2 separate regions of the Homo sapiens genome follow, and region 1 is linked to region 2. Evidence: read pairs that join two places in POLR2A ChIA-PET (ENCODE). Cell type or tissue: MCF 10A. All regions are shown on one strand. Each heading gives the region's core, and the rest is flanking DNA. Links, peaks and the distances in the headings are about the cores only.

The links. Peaks named below come from ENCODE experiments on the same cell type or tissue, not always from the same donor. Only the 100,000 strongest peaks of a DNase experiment are listed, where the experiment ranks them.
Region 1: POLR2A ChIA-PET joins it to region 2 with 11 read pairs; 4 of 35 experiments call an interaction of 5 or more read pairs at or near these places.

Annotation. Positions count from the first base shown.
Region 1 is chr5:96,139,633-96,147,948 of GRCh38, forward strand. All of the region lies in intron 1 of LOC101929710 (a long non-coding RNA gene), which reads left to right. It also overlaps a transcript of CAST not described here. Among named protein-coding and RNA genes, the nearest start is that of MIR583, 65 kb to the left of the region's middle. In MCF 10A, for the core only: no CTCF peak of the experiment used is centred there; a DNase peak (open chromatin) is centred at 3,299.
Region 2 is chr5:96,223,538-96,231,853 of GRCh38, forward strand. The region is part of intron 1 of LOC101929710 (a long non-coding RNA gene); the gene reads left to right. It also overlaps a transcript of CAST not described here. Among named protein-coding and RNA genes, the nearest start is that of MIR583, 150 kb to the left of the region's middle. In MCF 10A, for the core only: no CTCF peak of the experiment used is centred there; DNase peaks (open chromatin) are centred at 3,544 and 3,924.

The DNA of each region.
Region 1 (8,316 bases), core at 1,910-4,409, 84 kb before region 2:
GGAAAGCATTAAGATGACATAATCAGTTTTGTGGCATATCTGGGGAACAAAAGTGGCCAGGATATAGCTCCATTTATGCGACTATTTTCTTCTGTAAGTAGATAATTATCTTTGTCATATTCTAGGTCCGACCATGTTATGTCACTGTTATAAATAATATTCCCCTTCTAATTACTAATTTTGACCTGAACAATAGAAGTGGTATTAAATTTTTATTGCAGTAAAACTTTAAGAGGGTGGGAGGGCAAACTCTCATCAGACATAAATAAAATGTGGCTAGAACCTAGAAAGTTGATTGCTTAAATGCTTTACATCCATTGCAAGGAATAAAAAGGGTTACTAGTACACAAAAGAAAAGTCTTAGTGTACCATTATTTCATATTGATATTCAAATGGAGTTTGTAGTTCAGCACACACAGTTGGCTGTGGAGAAGTTGATGATGGCTGTTCTTCTTTGTCACAGTAGTCATTTTGTATTTCTTAGATTGACATCCTAAATTAGGAACCACTTGGCTAGAAATAGCTAGGGTTCTACTGGGGAGAGGATTTAATTGGGAATATGCTCTTGGAACTTCTGAATTTGAAGAAGTGTGGTTGTTGAAAGCATATCAAGTATTTGGAAAGTAATATTTGCCAACCATGTGAAATCAACATTATTCCTGGGCTGGAGATTGAGCTATTTGGGTGCCAGGAACCCGTTGTTTCTCTTGCTTTAAATTGCTTAACCTTTCTTGATTTCTTCAGATATAAAAGTTATCATACTTTTCATTATTTAGATCACAGAATCTTGTGAGAACAGAATAGAATAATGCAGGTCTAAGATTCTTCATTTGCTTTCATTACTTATAGGCTGAAATCTCAATTCTTTTGGCAAACTCATGGTGGCTGAAAGCACGGTTTTTAGAGTTAGATAAATGCTCTGAGCCCAGATTCTGACTCTGCCACACACAGCTATGGCCTTGGACAGTTTACTTGACCTCTCCAATCTTCAAATTTCTTACTTATAAAATGGAGATAATGATAATCTCTTCCTGAGTTGGTTGGTGCGAGAGTTATGTTGGGTAATGTATTTACAGTGTAAGCACAGCACTTCATGCATTATCTGTGTTCAGCAGTGATAGCTGCTGGTATCCTCATCACCATGACACATAAGGCCTTTGTTACCTGGTCTTTCCAACTTCATCTGGCATCATTACCCCTATCAATTTATCCTTGTTCATCCTGAATATATTTCTCTATTGTAACACTCCTCACTCTATTGTAACACTCCTTACCTCCTGACTTTTATTCACCATTACACTGTGTCTTTTTGATGTTAGAAATGTTACCTTATTCATAGCTGGATCTTCTTTAGTTAACATATAGTGGGATTGCCGCCAGTTAACTCGAGAAAATTATGCATAGAATTAAACTAATATAGGGATAATCATAAATATGTAGGAATTTGTCAGATAAATGTATATTCATTATACATTCAGATAAATGTATATTCATTATACATTAATGATTCACTGCATTCATAATTCAGTGAATGATAATTCCTATGTATGTAATACATCTTAAACTGGTGGCCAATGGGCCAAATTAAGTATATTGACCTGTTTTGTTTGGATTTTTGATGTTAAAATAAATCAGGAGACTTTACAACAAACATCTGAATTTCTGGCTTCTCTTGAGAAGGTTAGCGAGCTGGCAACACTAAACCTCCATCGCATAGAAATGGTTGGCATTCTCCAATTAGATTCGTTTTCTACTCAAATGATAAGTAACATAGACACCTCACACTAGTGGCTTTTTGTGTGGCCACCAGCTAAAAGTTCATCCTTTCCCCCAGAAAAAAACAATTTGATAAATGCAGAATAGGGAATTGCATTCCTCTTTACTTATTCCCAGATGGGTGGGGTATAACTGCTCTACCTGAAGGAGCAAACGCGGACACCCACACCATGCCCCAGTTTGCCTAACCAATGTTCTTAAACAGGTTTGATCTTACTAAAGTCTATATCTCTATTGCTATGTATAGTCTTGCTATTGAAAATCCTATTCAAAGCTGCTATTGTTGATTTTATTCTGTGCTCTTCTGAGAAGTCCTACAGCTTGTAAAGATAAACTTGAGTTGTTTATGGAGATGGTTTGTGTTGGATGAGCTCTGTTCTCTTACTTACAACCCTACGACCAATGGGCACATGGTGTCAGCCACATAGTGACAGAGTGGAGGGGCGGCATGCGCTAATGTTAGGAGGGTGTGTAGCCGAGTATTTGACATTGGCATCAGGCCAGCTTACAAGTTTTTTCTTTTTGAGTGTACACATAAATGTTGACCATTTGAGGAGTTAAATGTTTGTTATCTTCTGTGGTTACAAGTTCATTCCATAAATGCCCATGCTTAGGAGAATCCCCAGAAAGAACAAAGGAAAATGATTTAGCAATAATCTCATTAATTTGGTCAATGTAGACATTCCAATTGGCTATATCATATTCCTTTTAAAATTTGAATTGGCCAGGCACAGTGGCTCACACCTGTAATCCCAGTACTCTGGGAGGTCGAGGCAGGCAGATCACAAGGTCAGGAGTTCGAGACAGCATGGCCAACATGGTGAAACCCCGTCTCTACTAAAAAAATACAAAAATTAGTCAAGCATGGTGGCGTGTGCCTGTAATCCCAGCTACTCGGGAGGCTGAGAGGCAAGAGCATTGCTTGAACCTGGGAGGCAGAGGTTGCAGTGAGCTGAGATTGTGCCACTGCACTCCAGCCTGGGCAACACAGCAAGACTCCATCTCAAAAAAATTTTTGAGTTGTGCACTTTTTAATTGTTTACATCGACTAACACTTTATTCTGTATTTTACAGGCACAGCATAAAAGGCAGATTAAGCAAAAAGATAGTATTTTTCTCTGGGCAGAGTGTGGAAATTTGAAGCTCTTATCAGACTTTGATACCTATAAATGTTAAATTATACTAGGTTGGCACTTCCTGTATTTCCTTGTCATTGAATATATTTTCTTCTTCTTCAGCCCCAAGTGAACTTTCAACAATGTGTCTTTAATCTACTCACATGAGAAGAGGTATGGTGGAGGTGCAGTGGGAAAATACTTAAAAATGTACTAAAAATTGTGTATAATTCAGCTTAAATACAGGAATAAACATGATTTGTGTGAGGCTTGGCAGCTTCCCATTCCTCTTTCAAAATAAAGCACATCTGAAACACCTTCACAGGGCATGTACTAATTAGCTCTTGGTGTTTGCTAGTTATTGTGTTATTACCTAATCTTATCCAGTCAGACATCCAAAAGGAGGCCCATTTCCAAGAGGCAGTATGATTCAGTAGATTAGAAACAGACCCTGAAGTTTGACACTCTGGTGCTGCTGACTTACCAGATTCTTGGGAAAATCACTCCACGTTACAATGTCTGAGTTTCAATAAGGGAGAACGGTTTTCTTTCTTCCGACTTCAACATAATGATATTGTAACAACTAAAAGTAAATTGCTGTAAAAGACAATTCAATGACCATAATAAGAAGTAATTGGATGTATATATAAACAATATTTATAAGAGGATGTAATAACAGTGATGCAATTTTCCTTCCCACATGACTCTATTACAGGCATGATTTCTCTTGTAAAAACAGGAACTCTCACACAGTCTTCTTATCTGACCTGTGAAATGGACTTGCTGGGTTAACTGAGACTCCACTGAGGTGGGGATAGTGTGCCACCTGTATGCACTTTTAATCTATAGCTTAAATCTCCTCTGTGAAGCCTTCTCCAGCATCTTCCCCCATCTAATCCCCTGACCCAGTTGAATTTGCTCTCTTGCTATTGATACCACTTAACTTTTCTTACAGAAGCTGTGACCCAGAATTGAATTGTCATTTTCATGTGGGCCGATTCCTAAACTGAGTGCCTTGAGGGCAGGACCCAGGGCGGGTAGAGTGCCTGGTCCCCAGCTGCCTGCTAGATATATGTTTATTGAATGGATGAGTCTAACCATTAACAATGGTGCTTGGGTAAACATTTACTTTAATGAGGCTAAGTTATTTCAACTCTATAAACCTCAGATTTTTCCATCTGTGAATGAGGATTTGGACAAGCTTGTAAAAAAAAGTTCCCTTACAAGTCCAAATTTGAGTCTGATTTTGTATATTGTAAAACATGGCAAATATATATAACCTAATGCATTTATAGAGCCTTTTTTTGGATGATGTGAAAAACAAAGATTTGAGTTTCACTTATTGAAATGTTATTTTTAAATTTTTATTTATTAGTGTCTTTGTACTCATTTTTATTTCAGAAAGTATTGCTAAATAATGAGAATTAGGCAATCAGACACTTGAGGGGCTATTTGTTTCTATACATATACTTGGTAGGACGGCCTCTGAGAATTATAGCAAGAAAATGAACAATTACTTAATATACTTATGTAAAGTCAAATAATGAAAAATTGAGGCAGTAAAACATAATTAGGTGTCTTGACGGCCAGAACATAACAATTATGACTGTCACCAATGATTATTGTCCTAAGTGAAAATGCATCCGTTTTGGTGGAAACATTAATATTTGAAAGTTATCATTAAGAATTTTGATATATTAAAAATTTCAGGTAGACAGAGGCTTCTATGTACATATAGAATTAACTTTGTTAATACCAGATGACCCATCTTGTTATAACATGACTACTGACTCCATTCTTTCAAAGATTGAAAGACTGACCAAAACGGAGTTTGAGACCTGCCCTTTCTTTAGCACTTTTTAAGGTGCTGAAAGCCTTGTTTTTCCTCTTCCCAGACCTGACTTGCTTTGGGAAGCTCAAAGCTGCAGAGCCTGTTTAGCCGCTGCTATTTACATGACTAAGGTTTGTATCCCAATTGCTTTTAGTTGAGAAAGCACCTTTAAGACATTTAGTGATGCTTGTGCTTGGAGGTATTTATATTTGAAATTCTTCTTTATCACTTCTTTACTTCCACTTTGGCCTCTTTTGCTTCTTTCTTTGCTATGACTGTCATTCATTTGTTCGTTCATAAACACATACCCAGACACCATTTTTTTTTTTTTTTAGACGGAGTCTCATTGTGTCACCAAGGTGTAGTGCAGCAGCGTGATCTCGGCTCACTACAACCTCTGGGTTCAAGTGAATCCAGGTTCAAGCGATTATCCTGCCTCAGCCTCCTGAGTAGCTGGGACTACAGGTGCGCACCACCATGCCCAGCTAATTTTTTTTTGTATTTTTGGTAGAGACGAGGTTTCACCATGTTTGCCACTTTTATATACCGAACACTTTGCTGGGTTCTGGAGATAGAGAGATACGGGTATGCTCCTCACCCTCTAAAATTTACTGCCCATATAATTTTTCTGGGTTAGAGGTCTTTGCAAGTTGCTCTTTTGCTAGTTGTAGCCTCTCGGCATGTACTTATACTTTGAATACTTAGCTTTTGACTCTTAGCTTTAAATAATTGATTCCTAAGTGCTGTAACATATTTGTGAACATCAACCTGCCCAAGCTGTCTTCAGCTATCAGTTAATAGCTATGATCACTTAATATTAGTTTATCTTTCATTTTGCAAGTATGTGTTTTCCCAAAGAAATTCAGAACTAGGATAATGCTTTTGCAGCTGTAAACTTTCTGGTAATCATGTTCTTGATCTTGTTTGGTTACTACATTTAGGGATAAATGTGGAAAGGAGAATTTTTATTTAGGTTGCAAAAATCTGACTCCTCCCTTAACTAAACTCTATTGAAATTCTCTGACGAGATTATGAACTTCTTGCTTCCATTTCTTTGTATTTCGCCTTAACAGTTATGGATGTAGAAGACAAAGACTCAGATGTCTATTTGACACCCATGGGATAGGTAGTAAAATTACTACAAGCTTCCAGAGCCAAGGTTGGAGAAACAACTTACATTTTTTTTAATGTAAGCCAAAGGAGAGGGAAATATTAGGAAAAGGTCATTGCAAGGAGCCATGTTAAGTTAGTTTGTTTGAACCAGAGAGAAATTTTTGGTAAGTAGAACCTATTAAAATTTGACTTTAATAGTACTTTTCAAAAACAATAAAAGTGAATGTTTGATTCTCTATTGCTTTATATCTTTCCTCTTCCCCTCAAACTTGGTGGTTTAAAACAATAGCCATTTTATTATATCTCCTAAATCTCTGGGCTGACTGTGTTCAACTGGGAGGTTCTTCTGCTCCACATAAAGTCATCTGGGGCTGTAGCAATCTCAGCTCAACTGGCCCAGGGCATGTAAGATGGCATACTTACATAGTGGATGGTTGATGCTAGCTGACAGCTGGTAGCTCAGTTGGGGCTGTCAGCTGGGGGTCTTAATTCTCCTTGAGGCTGCTTTTGCCTCCTCATAGCATGGAAGCTGCCAGTCCTCTTAAAGTCTAGGCTTACTGGCACAGCTTCACTTCTGCCACATTCCAATGGCCAAAGCAGTTACAGGCCCAACTTATATTTAAGGGGGTGGAGAAACAGATTCCACCTTTCAGTGGGGGCATGACAAAGAATTTGCAGTTATCTCTGATCTATATAGCAAGGCTATGTGCAATTAATCACTGTAAAAGCTGATGTTTGAAAAAAAATGAGGGGCATAAAAAGTAGGAATTTGAACATAAGTTGTCTGCTGACCGCATGTGATATAAAGGGAGAAATTAGCTGCATGAGAATCACATTCAGGTGGACTCAAGGAAGAGCATCACATTCAGGTGGACTCAAGGAAAGGTTGCCTTAGACCAATTCCACCAGAATTACCAGGAAGATGTGTTAAAATGCAGATTGCTAGGACCCACTGCCAGAGTTTCTGATTCAGCAGGCCTCAGGCAGGGCCTGGGAATTTATGTTTCTAACAAGTCTTCAGGTGATGCTGATGCTATTGGTCTTGGGAACTACACTTTGAGAACCACTGCTTTAGACTGTGCAGGACCAGGAAAAGTGAGAACATTTAAATAGACAAAAAAAGGAATATTATTTTTCCTCTAATGCTATTTTTAGAAGCCTAGTGTCAGCAGCTTAAATTTAAGTTCTAGGCCACAGCAAACACATTAACATACAGCCTTTTTTTTTGTCAGGGTAACTAACCCTAGTGCTGCAACATCAACCCATGACATCTCATTAGCTTAACACAGCAAAGTTTTCTTCTCACTCATGTAAAGTTCATTGTGACTCAGCAGCTTCCCTGTCTGTGTCAGTATACCATCTGGAACATGTGGCTCTCAGTGTTGCTGAGGCAGGGGAAGAAAAGGGAAGAGAGTGAAGAATGAAGCACACTGGCTCTTAACTGCCTCAGTCAAGAAGTGACACGGTTACTTTGTATCAAAGTCCATTGGTCAGAACTAGTCATATGACCTCAATCTTAAGTGCAAAGGAAGCTGGGAAATGTAGGAGCGCACATGGATAGTCAGCAAGCCCTACCTGTCTCTACCACAGTACCAGATAACTTTAGTGCCCCATGTTCTGTGATTATGCACAGCTGGAAGTGGAAAGAGTTTCATGAGCCCTCAATTGTAGGTACACTTATAATTATTCCAACATTGTCATTATTACTTTTTAAATATTTATTATCATCTGTGAATAATTTATGGTTTTATTCGTAGTTTTCTATGTGGCATTAAACAGAATGCCTAATGACATCACTGTTTCGAAAGAAGATCTGTTGTAAAAACTACTTTTAACCTTGTTACAAATAATTTGGGGCCGGGCGCGGTGGCTCACGCCTGTAATCCCAGCACTTTGGGAGGCCGAGGCGGGCGGATCACGAGGTCAGGAGATCCAGACCATCCTGGCTGACAGGGTGAAACCCCGTCTCTACTAAAAATACAAAAATTAGCTGGTCTTGGTGGCGGGCGCCTGTAGTCCCAGCTACTCAGGAGGCTGAGGCAGGAGAATGGCGTGAACCTGGGAGGCGGAGCTTGCAGTGAGCCGAGATCGCACCACTGCACTCCAGCCTGGGCGACAGAGCGAGACTCCGTCTCAAAAACAAAACAAAACAAAACAAAACAAAACAAAAACCCCAAAAAAACAAAAGAACAAATAATTTGGTAAGGCTTTGTTACATCATTCTAGCTGTTCTATTGAAGACTGATTAAAGAAGCCACCACCTCTTTTTCTTTCTCATTTTGCCAACCACACAATTCTTTAGGTAAGTGTCAAAGTGATTACTTATGCTGCCGTAGTCTAGATAGCCTGTGCAGATCAGCAACAGGACATTATCAGCACTTTAAAACCATCTTATGGTCATTTTTGAAAATAAAAAAAGAAATTAATTTTTATCCCATCCATCCACATGAATCCCACTGTTAGCTCAGTATTAGAAAATGT
Region 2 (8,316 bases), core at 1,997-4,496:
CAGAAAGGATTTTTCCCTAGAATCTTTGGAGGGACCATGGCCTTGCTGGCACTTAGACTTTAGACTTTACACTTCTAGCCTCCAAGACTGTGAATGAATAAATTGCTGTTGTTTTAAGCCACACCATTTGTGGTACTTTGTTATGGCAGCCCTAGGAGACTAATACATGGCTGCAGGTGTTCCTGGGTGGTATTGACCCTGCTTCTTCTCCATCTGTCCTTGAATTTATCTCTTGAGAGATCGTCAATGTCCTGGGCTCACCCTTTTGTGTAATAGATGTTAATAGACTAGGTAATTACTGTCATGAGAATTTTCTGAGAATATTAAAACTTTAATCTTTTCTGTACATCTTCATGGAATTAACAAGCAGGTTAACAACAAAATATGACCATGCACTGATATTAGGTACAGAAAGAAATAGTGAGCTAAGCAATTGGTCTCGGCAGAGTGGATCCTATAGAAAAAGAATAGATTGTGATGGTTATAAAAAGGTAAAGAAAGGAGCCTGAATCTCTCTGATCCACAGAAAGAGAAAAAGGATATACATAATGTTACCCAGCACAAAAATACAGACTTAGAAGCTCAACTAGAAGTCCTAAATCAGAACTGTCTTGGATCAAAGTGACTGAAAACTCAATTCAAACTGACAAATCTTGGGGCTCACAACTGAAAAGTCCAGGGATAAGTTATGTGGGGTGAAGAGTAATCCAGACATTTAGATAGTGTTGTCAGAACCCAGTGTCTCTACTTTTCTGTTGCCTTCTTTAGTAGGCTGTATAATGGCCACCCAAAGATATTAGGCCCTAATCTCTGGAACCTGTAAATATTACCTTTTAAGGAAAAAGGGGTCTTTTTAGATGTGATTAAGGTAAGCATCTTGACTTGGGGAGACTATTCTGTTGATCTGGGTGGGCCCTAAATCTAATCAATCACACCTGTCTTTAAGAGTGAGGCAGAGGAAGATTTGATACACACAGAAGAGGAGAGAGCAATGTGAAGATGGTGGCAGAGATGGGACTGATGAAGCCACCAGAAGCTGGAAGACATAAGGATCCGATTCTCCCCTGGAGCATCTGGAAGAAGCAAGGTCCTGTCAACATTGTGCTTTTAGTCATTGAAATGAATATTGAACAGAATCCTGTCCCCTAGCACTAGTAGAGAATAAAGTTATGTTGTTTTAAGCCACCAATTTATGATGATTTCTTATGGCAGCCACGGGATACTAATTTACCTTCTCAGATGATGCATGATGGCCAGATGGGTTGCCAGCAGCTCCCCTCTAGACTAAGTACAATGGAGAAAATAAAGCATTTCTTATTGTGACTTACACATGAGTTTCAGGATTCAAGATTTACTCTGAACTGGCCAACTCAGCTCATGTGCCCACCCCTAAATTAATTGGGGTATCTAGGAATTAGTTGTTCTAATTGTCCAGACCTAGGTCATGTGCTCCACTCCCTGATTCAAGGGTGAAGGCCCACCCATCATGTTGGCAGGCCTTACATGTTGATGGCGTGGAGGTAACTTTTCTAGCTTCGATCTTACATCAGACTCTAAGTTTAAAATCAATATCACATATGTGGAATCAAATTAAAATAACACCAATGTAGAGGCAATTGTACCACCTCTGTGTCATATACCAACAATGGTATTTAATAAGTATTTATTGACTTTGTTGCTATTTGTTTTTTTCCTTCCTTTCCTTCTTTTTCCTTTCTTCCCTCCCTCCTTCCCTTCCTTTTTTTCCTTACTTTCTCTCTCTACCTTGTTTGGTTAAAACCCAAACAGATTTATGAAAATGTAGAATGATATATACACATTAGCAGTTTTGTGTTCAAGACGGTGTGTAAATGGGGGCATACAGGGATATAACAGCTGGAATTATAAAACTGTATGCAATTTATACTTTAAAAACACACAAAGATCATAGATAGAAAAGAGTTAAGTGGAAGTCTAAAAATAAAGACTGGAAAAAGCTCATTTATGTTGGGGGGCATTGGGTTTATTTGAAAAGCAGTGAAGGTAAAATTATAGATATGTTGGAAATTTTCTGAAAAGTTTTTACTGATGAGTTATCTTATACCCACCTTACTAATGTATATGTAAATAGCTATATTTTTCTCTATCTGAGATGATTTTCTTGAGAGTCTGTTGTGATTTCTGAGTCTTTGTAGATCTAACAGAAACAGAGGTAAAAGAATACAAATTATTACTCAAAGATAGACACATAATTGATAAACATTGTCTATGAGAAGTAAGTTGGATAAACCAAACACTTTATTCTTGGAGAGAGCTGTTCTATAATACAAATCTATTCAGGGAGAAAAAGAAATTTAATTCTTGCCCCCCGCCTCACCATTCTTCTTCTCCTTTTTCTTCTTTCTCTTTTTCTATGAAATTCTACAGCTCACCAGTTACTGCACTATGTATCTTTGGGTCCCTCTGAGAAGGTCAAACTTCTAATAACTAATAAGTAACTAATAACTGTAGTTACTCTCTGATCAGCTTCTAATATGTCCCCACCTTGCACTTCTCAGACAGGGAGATAAATAAAAATAGTGTCAATATGAGCATTTCCAAACCTGCAGAAATTCTTACCCAAAGGTCTTAACTGCCCATTGGTTGTAGCTGCAGAGAATCAAGAAGGGGCAGAGTGGTTTCTTAGCCCCATATAGACTGGGTGTCTTCCCTTAGTTTATGTCCACCTGGCAATTGGTCCAAAGCCAGGGGACCAGGACCTTACAACCGTTGTACCAATGAACAGTAGGAACTCTTCAAAACATAACCAGCCTTCTGGGAGAAGGCAAATGGAGCATAAAAGATCTAATGTAGGCTGGGCATGGTGGGTTATGCCTGTAATCCCAACACTTTGGGAGGCTGAGGTGGGCAGATTGCTTGAGCTCAGGAGTTCGAGACCGGCCTGGGCAACATGGCAAAACCCTGTCTCTATAAAAAATACAAAAAATTAGCCAGGGGTGGGGTGGTGGCACGTGCCTGTAGTCCCAGCTACTCAGGAGGCTGAGGTGGGAGGATCGGTCAAGCCTGGGAGGCAGAGGTTGCAGTGAGCCAAGATCACACCACTGCACTTCAGCCTGGGTGACAGAGTGAGACCCTGCCTCAAAAAAAGATTTAAAAAAAAATCAAATGTATTTTAAGAATCTGTTTTATTGCAGATAGTAATTCATGTTTTCACCTTTTCTGGCTTCTTGATTTCTAGGTTTAACTTTCTCCCCCACTTGTTCTACCCAACAGCCCTCTTGGCCGCTCCTCCCTGGAATCATTTCCTGTCATGACATTTTTAGAAACCAAAATAACAGCATTTACAATGTAACAGCTAAATATTCCCATAGAATATCTTGGTAAAACAAGCACTTTTGCATGGTAGTTTTTAACACACTATTGGCTATGTATTCAGACTGAACCTCTTCTGAGTGTCCACGGTTTCTAGCTAACCAATGGGCTGATTGCAGCATTGTTCGCTGTCGCTCTGTAATCACATCTGGCATACAAAGCTGGCGGCATCCTGGCTTCCAGGATCTTCTTGTGTAGTGTCTTGGTTTAATGTCAGAACACACAGTTTATTCAGAGAGTGAGGGGGAGGGTGCTTTTAATAATAAGAGGCAGCTGTGTAATTCTCTGTAAAAAATGAAGCAGAAGAAGTACATTGCAATATTACATGGGGTTATGAGATACCACAAATGGAATGTTAGTTGGACAAATTCAATACATTTTGAATTCTTTGGATTTTTTTAAAAGAAGATAATCACTTGTGCTTTTTTCAATAGAATTATTTACTTAGCCTTTTACATCTTGAATTTTCCAGTTTAAATTTAGTACAGCATAAACTCAGAGAGGTGCTGGGAAAAATTTCCAAAGTGTCTGTAGACAGTGTTCTTAAACCACGATGGCAAAACCTCAAAAATAGGTGCAGCTCCATCAAAGTTAAATTGAATGACTCAATGTCTGGACCGCTCAGGTTTTTTTCTAGTTAGGGAAGGGGAGAGACTGTTCACTGTAGAAATTCAGAATCCTGGATGGAGGAAGTTTGTTTTGTTTTTGTTTTTAGAGAGGGGGAAAAAGTGCCATCATGGGAAATTAGAATAAAAACAGAAGTCTCTTTAAAAGTGTAAAATAAGAGTCAGCTTCCTTGTTTTTTGTTACTTTTTATTTTCAAAAATTACATGGTAGCCTGGAGCTCTATCTTAGATATCAGTTTACCCAACTTCCACAATTTCTAGATAAAGCCTTGAGGCTCCCTTTTCCCTCGTGTGTCTTCCTTTGCAGTCACTTTCCCACACTCGCTTGTGTATCAGACAAGGGGTGGCAACGCGACTAAGTTTTGGCCAACAATGTGTAAGGGCAAGTATGGTGGATTTTGTCACTGTTAAAAATAAAAAGTGCCTTGATAAAAATGATTTTCAGCTTCACCGATTTCACATTTTTTGTAGTCTCCCTCTTTCTCTCTCTGTGTGTGTGTGTGTGTGTGTGTGCACGCACATGTGTATGTGTGTGTCTGTGATTACAAAGGCTAGAAATGGCTGCATGTTTTTGAATGGGAATGTGATGCTTAGAGCTTAGCGGCCATCTTGGACCTATGAGGTGGCAAGACTAAGACTAATGATGGAGAGAGAGCAGAGTAGGAGGATGGAAAGAGCTCGATTCAGCTAGCCACTGTACCAAATCTGGAACATCCTACCTCTGGATTTCTTTCTGTGTGAGACAATTAATTGTCTTTATTTCATAGGTCACTTGTAGCTTTCAGTCAGTTTTTCTGTTACTCATACCTCTGTACATTTCTAATTAATACACCCTGAAAGATTAATCTGCCCAAGTTTATAAAATACACTGTAGCATAGTCTCAGTTGGAATCCAGCTCTTCTAATTTCTTGTTTATTATCTTTCCCTCTCACTATCTGCCCCTGTTCTATCACCAGATTTGTCTCTACATGAATAAATGGGTTATTGTCTTGATTAAACCTGTTAAGTATGGTACTGCAGTAAATTGTATTTGTCCCCTAGATTCGTGCCTGCATTTGCAATCCTTTTTGCTAATACGCATAAATTTTATAGCCTGTCTTTGCGTGAAAAGGCTTCACAAGTTAAGGATTATTAGATGATTCATTTTCATATTGAAAGCCTTGATTTAACAAGAGGTAACCATTGTGAGTCATGTTAATATTGAGGGAGTTTAATGTGTCAGCATGCTTACAAAGTTGACTGTATTTCAAAACCTCAAATTCTTATCCTGAAAGGTGTTTTTAAGAACAAGTAGGTAAAATTATATCAAAATAGAAAAATATAAGCAAATGTTTAGCAAAACTAAAGAGTAATAATAAAATATATAGGTAATAATATCTCAGAATATATGACATACTGTACCAAAATTATCTGAAAATTCATGTGCTCTTCCTGGATTTACCAATTATTTTTGTGTAATAAAAATCTTATCTGATTGGTTTTCCTCTACCTTTAGAATAACGATTTTATGTGACCATAGAATTCTAGGGTTGAAAAGATTCAAAAATCCATGTTATCTATTACCTGGCTTTGAGAGAGGACCCATCAAATCATTTTACCAGGTGAGAATGGATGATTTTCCAAAGATTCTATAGAAAAGAAAGTTGTAAGTTTTCTTTACAGAATAGAGAATAATCATGAACTGTATCACAAACACAAATGAAATCGTATTTTAGGAGCACTTTTAGTTAGTTATGTGAAGGATACTAGATACAAAGGATACTTTGCTCCTTCTCCTTAGAAGACATTTTGCTTTCCCATAGGCCATCAAATGACCTTTCACGCTTCAGCAGTGTTATGACTGCACTTGCTTTCCATCAACAATGCCTTTCAGAATGCTTTCACAGTACAATGACTTAGTTTAGAAAGCATCCATTGGAAAAAAAAGACACTATTTCCATGGCAGTGGCAGCACCATAAAGAAAATGAAGCTTGGAGAAGCACAGAGATGCAGATGTTAAACAGTGGTATCTTCCTGAGCCCGATAGCCACAACAGTACTGCAGGAGTGTTGTATTGTAGAACAATCTTTTTTAAGTTAGAGTGAATTCTAAATTTAGTGAATGTATAGCTCAACACATCAAGTTGTTGACAGTGAACATTATGCATGATTATTCTGTATTGTGTTTTAAGGAATAATGTTTTAATACAGTGTGCCCTGTTTTTCACTCCCGTAATCTATTCTCTGAATTAGGAGACATTTCTTCTTTACATAATATAAGAAATGTGAAGAGGAAAACTGAAAAAAATTCAAAATCCCTATGATCATAGTTAATTATTTGTTTATTTGATGAAGTTACTTTGACAAACCATCAATAAATTCTTCTTTTATCCTCCCCCCGTGTTCCTTCTGTTATAAAACAAGAGTATCCTTGTTGTCCTTCTCCCACCTGGACGCAGACAGCTGTTTATCAGTGACCTTTGTTATTTAGCTATTGAACCTGAGAGGTGTCAGGGATAGTGACAAAGCAGACACTTTCTTGTGCTCAAACATACTACTATTTGGAGAAGGATAGACGTCCATTCTCATGGTGACAAGTGACCAAGCCTACATGGAAGAACTTCTTATAGAGCCTGAAAATGGGTTCTAGCTGATGTCCTGCAGTATGAGCACAGAGACTTAGGGTTTCTGACTTCTTTCCTATGGTCAGAAGCTGTTGGACCTGCATTGGAGTGTCCCCCAGGGATGCCCTAGGCAGAGGCACAAAGTCTTCCTTTGACTTCTCTCCAATCCAGGTTCCCTACCTACTCTGTAAGTCCTTTTAGGTCCACTGTCTTCATTGGCACTGTCTTCTCTTTATCAATTTAAATTTTATCAATTTATCTGTGGTTAGTGTTAATGCCCAGAAGCCACCGCATAATCCTAATAATTATCATCTGTAAAATTAAATACTTGAAACTTCCCCCTTGATAGCTCTCTGATTATACCACTTTAAATCTCACTTTCCATTCATTCACATCTATAAAAATAATTATGATAATAAAACTCCTAGAAGAAAACACAGAAGTAAATCTTTATGATCTTTGGGTTAGGCAATGATTTCTTCGATATGACTCCAAAAACGTAAGCAATGAAAGTAGGATTGTTAACTTGGTCTTCACCAAGGTTAAAAACGTTTATGTTTCAAAGTACACCATCAGGAAGGTGAAAAGAAGGTCTATAGACTGGGAGACAATATTTGTAAATGACATATGTGAAAATGGGCTTGTATCCAACCCATATAAAGAACTCCTACAACTCCAAAAAGACAACTCAGTTTTAAAAAAGGGGCAGATGATAAGAATAGACATTTCTTTAACGAAGATTTACAAATTATCAACAAGCATATGAAAAGATGTTCGACATCATTAGCCATTAGGAAAATGCAAATCAAAACCACAACGAGATACTACTTCACATTCGCTAGAATAGTTATAATCAAGACAGTGACAAGTGCTGAAAGGATGTAGAAAAATTGGAACCTCATACTTTCCCGGTGGGAAAAAGTATGGTACAGTCACCTTGGAAAACAGTTTGGCAGTTTCTCAAAATGGTAAACATAGATTTACCATATGATCTAGCAATTCTCCTTCTAGAATATACACCCAAGAGAATTGAAAACATGTCTAAACAACATCTTGTAAATGAGTGTTCATAGAAATATAATTCATGATATCCAAAGAGTAGGAACAACCGCAATGTTCATGAACTGATGAATAAATAGACAAAAATGTTTTATGTCCATAGAATAGAATGGTCTTTGGCCGCAAAAAGGAATGAAGTGCTGATATATGCTACAACATGGATGAACCTAAAAATATGTTGCATGAAGGAAGCCAGTCGTAAGATACCACATATTGTATGATTTCATGTATTCACAAAACAGAATAGAATAAGCAAATCTATAGAGGCAGAAAATAATGCGCTTAACCAGGGTTTGCAGGAGAAGGGGAGAAAAGAATAGAAAGTGATTTTTCATGGGGATGGGTTTCTTTATGAGATGATGAAAATGTTTTAAAATTAGATTTGAGTGATGGTTGCACAACTCTGTAAATATTCTAAATACCATTGGATTGTACACTTAAACACACTTAAACAGGTGAAGTTTATGGTATAAATTATATCTCAATAAAGCTGTTAGAATAATTATGATATAATATAAAAATAATTGTGTTGGGTAATACTTTATTGTTTATTATCTTCATTGTGGAACAACAATTATTACTAGAAATAAAAACATAAAAAGGCAAAAAAAAAGCACATTGAATTTTGGCAGTGGCCAAGTTATTTAGCTTCCATTACCACCAACATATACCATAC